Linked DNA regions of Mus musculus: region 1 is linked to region 2. A link is a contact called in ENCODE Hi-C or POLR2A ChIA-PET data. All regions are on one chromosome and are shown on one strand. Each heading gives the region's core, a stretch centred on a gene start or an enhancer-like site at or near the end of the contact. The rest is flanking DNA. Distances are from core to core; before and after follow the strand shown.

Region 1 (2,700 bases), core at 45-2,544, 300 kb after region 2:
GCCACCCAGCCTAGCAAAGTCATTTTAGGTTCAGTGAGGAACCCTGTCTCAGAAAACGAAATGGAAAAAACACTGTGACCAAAAGCAACCTGGGGTCATCTTGTTCATCTCTAAGGGAGGTTAGAGCGAGAACTCAAGCAGGGCAGGAACCTAGAGGCAGGAACTGATGCAGAGGCCATGAAAGAGGGCTGCTTACCAGTTTCCTCATGGCTTGCTCAGTCGGCTTTCATTGTGGGACCACACCCACAATGAGCTGGATCTTCCCCAACCAATGAATTGTACTAGGCTAATGGGATCTCTCTCTCATTCTCTCTCTCTCTCTCTCTCTCTCTCTCTCTCTCTCTCTCTCTCTCTCTCATAGATTTGTTTATATGACTACACTTTAGCTGTCTTCAGACACACCAGAAGAGGGCATCAGATCCCATTAGGAATGAATGGTTGTGAGCCACCATGTGATTTGCTGGGAATTGAACTCAGGACCTCTGGAAGAGCAGTCAGTGCTCTTAACCTCTGAGCCATCTCTCCAGCCCAGGGGGCCAGGGGTGGGGGGTGTGTTTTCTCAATTGAGGTGCCCTCTTGCCAAATGACTCTAGCTGGCATCAAGGCGACAGAAAACCAGCCAGCATCTGTCCTTGTTCAAAGAGTGTTCTAGATGCTGGCATCCCCAGCTTCCTTCCTGCCAGTGTTCTCGGTTGGACTTTCATTGGCCTTCGTTTATCCTGAGCAGTTGTTACCTGATTGGGTCTGGGGACACACACATAGTAGTGACTGCCAAACCAGCTTCAGTACTGTGCTCAGCTTGTTTGTGTGTCTCAGTGCCTGGCGCAGTACCTGAACCGCAGTCAGCTGGTTGAGTGGTGATAACCATCACTGTTGACAGTGTTTAACAAGTGAGCCCCCTTGCTGTGGGTGTCATCTAATAGAGGACAGTCCAGCCTTCCCTCTAGCATATGAGTGTCAAAGGCTCAGTTGTTGGGAACTGACCACCCCGCCACCCTACCCACCCAGTCCCATTCCCCCAACTACACACACACACACACACACACACACACACACACACACACACACTGCTCCAAAGGAGTCCAGGGCTGGGTTCAGAACTGAGCATGCTCTGTGGCGGGGGACATTGCTGTGGATTCACAGACCTCTTGGAGACTTAGTGTTAACAGCAGTGGTTCCAGGGCAGAGTGTGGCGACCGACCGGATATAAATAGCAGGGCAGAAGTTGACTAATGAGCCACTGCCAAGCTACCACTAGGGGTGTTATAAAAAGAAAAGCATTCCCAGGCAGCTCACTGTCAACAACATCCTATCCTGGAGGGAAGTTCTCCACAGCAGAGTGGGAATCCGGTGTGAGACAGGGCATCATTTAAACTTCCTGCAGAGGCACAAACGCCAGGTAAACATTTTGATTTATTTGCACCCAAACTGCAGAAAGGAAGACCAGGGAAACCCTGGCCCACGGCTGGCTTGGCACGTGCTGCCCATGGGTATTCCTTAGACTTTTTGAGAGGGAAGTTTGACACAGAGTAGCATCTTAAAATAACTACAGATATTTTAATAGCTTTAGATAAAAGGACTGCTTTTGAAGACAGGAACCTGGGACCTGGATGGATTACAACAAGAAAGACTGCCCTTCCTTCCCCTATGCTGTTTATTATCTCATTCAGAATCCAGATGATGATGTTTGGTTAAAAAAAAATACAGGAAAATAGAGGCTTCATTTGAGTTACAGCAATGGCAGCAGCTTTGCTGGAGCATTATGTATGTGAGAGACCGGAGGCTAACAACCTGTGTCACTGGTTGAGTCGGTTAATGGCTCCGGATAGCTTCAGCCAGTGAGGATTCTTGCCCTCCTGTCTATCCCTTACGCTGCCACAAATACCGGAATGGGTATTGGGCGCCCAGCCAGGACAATGATAGAATCTTGTTAGAATCACTGCCTTCGAAGGGCTCCTGAGTCTGTTCCTATCGTCAGGACATTCCACACTGGCTCGACCTCTGGCTTGTGTTGATTGTGAAGAGTTGGAGGAGGGAGGTCACCTCAGGCGAACAGCTTTGTACTGCTGCTGACCTCATGTCTCCGCTCCCACCCAAGTGGGCATGCTCTAACTTGCAAAGCGAACGGAAGAGCGGAAGCTTCACATGGGAAAGTTTCTAGACCATTCTTAGAAACTGGGAGTGAGAATGAGAGCATGGTGGTTTTAGTTTGTGTTGTTTCCTGTGAGTGCTCAGGGGACATTTAGAGATTGGGAGGAAAAGGTCTCTCTGGAGGGAGAGGTCTGTCTAGAGTTATGTGGAAGTAGACTTGGAAGCACTAAAGTTCTCTGCAGTTTTGCATTGACATCTCTAGAACAAACTGTTAGACACCTGGATAACATTGAATGCCTCTTATAGTCATAGGAATGTATTTGATAATCACTGCGACTATCACAATATCTATCCAGAATGAAAAAATATGCAACATCACCTTATCCAGTTCCGTTTCCCTAAACCCTCTTTGTTAAGTTTACTGAATTAACGTTTTTCATTCTAATCCAGACGTGAAAAATGAAGATGGGACATTTTGAAATGGTCACCACGCTGCTGGCAGCCGCAGTTCTAATGGACATCTTCCAGGTAATGAAGGGAACGGGAAGCATGCTCGCTCCCTGGGCTGGGAACCCTGTAACACAGCCTGAGGCATCTCTGCAGACTGAG
Region 2 (2,700 bases), core at 93-2,592:
CTAGGTACTTGGAACAAGCGAGGTATAGTGTCTAGAATCTAAAAACCAGAAACCTTAAGCTAATCAACTGCACAACAATCACACCCGGAGAGAAGGGGGCAATTTTCCTTGATTCAGATTTGCTGCACGTGTTTTGTTTTTAAGAAGCAAAAGGCATCTCCTCAATGTTTTTTGTGCTTTGGTTTAAAACTAGTTATATCTTGGGAGTAGAAATTGTGAACACGACCCTACAGCCCCCCCCCCCCCCCAAAGCACCACAGGGGTACCTAAATAAATCTGCCCTTAGAGACGCAGGAAAACCTCAATCAGACTCCACTAACGAAATCCACACCATTTAGGGAAACTTACGTTCTTCTCCCCTTGTCCTACCCCAAAGAATAGCAGGGGGAGAAAAGCCCATTCCCAAAGCACTGAAACGTCCTTTTTATTCCTGGGTAACAGGAGAGATTGTCTGCAGAAAAAGGACGTAGGAGACGCACGTTACAGTCCCAGTATCCGAACACGTTCGGGATAATCCGGGGAGGGCGGGGGGAAACGCCGAGCACCCGGCAAGTGGAGCGGCGGCCACCTTCAACCCCGGATTCAGTTTCCGGGCACAGAAATGGTGCCCGGAGGCCGCTACTTTCGCATCTGCGTTGCTTCTGCCTCCGCCGACACGGCCTCCTTCCCCTCCCCCACGGGCGGGGCGACGACCGGGAACTAGGGCCGCCGGCGAGCGGAGGAACCAGGCGGGTGGGCTTCCTACCCTGAAACCGCCTCTGCAGGAGCCCACTGCCCCGCTTCGCGGCTTGGCGCCCGTTGGCGCGCTCTGGGAGCTGGCGGCGGACAGGGTACCCCCGGGCTGCTTCATCCTAGCAATCCCCAGCCCCACCTGTGCCCTCCTCTGCACCACGCGCGCAGGTCATCCTCCTCCCCACGCAGCCTTCCGCTCACCTTGCAGGAAAGGCTCGGCTCTGCACGCACGCACGCACTCTTGCTGGCGTAGGCAGCCGGCGAGAACAATGTTTCCGCCGCACCAACCCCGACACCAAGCGCACACACCGGACGGTTGCCGCGAGCCGCGGAGCGGAGGGAAATGTCCCCTGCCGACCACCACACCGACCGCCCCTCTCGGCCCCCGTACACACCTCCAACCAACAGCGGCGGCGGGCACGTCGCGCGGAGGTCAGTAGTGTCGCGGGATCGGCCGCAGCAGATTCTCCTCCCTCGAAGCAACCCGAGGCTTCGGAATCCGGAGAGCCGCGAGCTCGGGGCCCCTCACAGCCACCTCTTCCCGAGAGCCTAGAGCTGCAACGAGCTCCAAGAACACGGACGTCCCGCCCCCTTTGCCGCCGCCCCCTCTTATTGTTTTACCCCTGCGGAAAGGGCTAGGGAACCCCCCAGCACAGCGCCAGCCAATCAGGCATCAGTTTGGAGAGCTAGACCCAACCTTCTCGCGTCCCACTGCGGAGCACGCGCAGAACGGCGCCGCGCTCGCTCGCTCGCTCGCTCGGGCGTCCGGAAAGCCAGGGAACCGGAACCGGCCTAAAGTCGGGGCGAGAGCCCGCTGATTTGACGTCACAAGGAAGCTGCCTTTCTCTTGCAGTGATGCTGAAGCCTCCCTGTCCTCTCAGGTGGCGCGAACAAAAAAGATGGCTCGCCGCTAACCAGTGGCTTTTACAAACGGTTATTCCTGGAGCCTTTATTCGTGATAAGAGGGAGCAAATTTAGTAATGGTCCTGGTTGCTGCGTTATCGGAGCATTAAAATGCAGTTTTGAACTCTGCACAGTGAGCTCACCTGTATTGCTTAATTAGCCTGTTTTAGGAAATGGAGGTTTAAAAGTCTTTCTCATCAATGTCAAACAGCTAGTTTTAAATAAGGGTGCCGAGCTATGGAGTATGGGGAAAGTATGACATAGGCTGTATGGGCTTGGGGCTTTTGTATGGCCTTGGTGGCTTCATCCTTAAATGGAACTTACTGGAACAAAGGCTGAAAGGCTTAAAATTTAAAAAAGAAAAAAAAAGCCACTTATAAATCTATGCCACTGGGACTTAGTTATGGAAACAACACTGCTTCATGAACCTTGATTCATGGGGAAAAAAAAGCCTTTGTAGACCAAATGTTACTTTGCCACTAATAGCAATGTTTTCAATTTCAAGATAGCAGAAGAAACTGGGAATGAAGCTATGAAACGGTGAAAGGAACGGAAGGGCAATTGAGAGGAATAGAACACATTTTAATCAAGCAAAATGCAGGATTAAATACATCCTCAGTTTTCCCTCACAGTAGAGATTTCCTAGAAGAAGAAAAAAAAAAGGTTCACAAAAGGCAATGCTGATTGGTACTTGAGCCTCCAAAATCTACACTGGCATTATTTTGGATTGCTTAATAATTTTTATATGCAAAATATATAGGCAGACCATCATTTATTAAATGACTCTGAGATGGTTTTTCTTAATGCATTACTTCTGCAGATTACCTTTTAAGTACAGTGTTTATAGACCAGATACGCTACTGGTATTTTATAAAAGTCACTTATGTCTCACAAAAACCCACTTACGTAATTACCTATTTGAATGCACACTTTACAGATGAGGAAAGTGAGACTTACGAGACGGTTTACCCTAAGGACACGCTCGTATTACTCATCTCAGCCAGGCTCGGGGCTACATACCTCTAATCCCAGCACCTGGGAAGCAGAGGCAGGAAGATCACAAGG

The links. Hi-C counts contacts between places; a loop is a spot of excess contacts on that map. ChIA-PET counts read pairs that join two places held with the same protein, here RNA polymerase II (POLR2A).
Region 1: a map of heart shows a loop between it and region 2 (2.1-fold over the local background). The contact joins the promoter of Art3 here to the promoter of G3bp2 in region 2. A Hi-C loop is called at or near these places in 1 of 37 maps with a recorded cell type or tissue (heart). POLR2A ChIA-PET finds 5 or more read pairs at or near these places in 1 of 5 experiments (embryonic stem cell).

Annotation. Positions count from the first base shown.
Region 1 is chr5:92,385,593-92,388,292 of GRCm38, forward strand. Art3 (ADP-ribosyltransferase 3) reads left to right here and starts at 1,295. Exons shown (of 10, transcript NM_001370591.1): 1 at 1,295-1,399; 2 at 2,542-2,619. The coding sequence starts at 2,551.
Region 2 is chr5:92,082,402-92,085,101 of GRCm38, forward strand. It overlaps G3bp2 (GTPase activating protein (SH3 domain) binding protein 2), which reads right to left and starts at 1,343. Exons shown (of 11, transcript NM_001080795.2): 1 at 1,128-1,343. It overlaps Gm46933, which reads left to right. Exons shown (of 2, transcript XM_017321256.1): 2 at 471-1,764. The coding sequence ends at 1,172.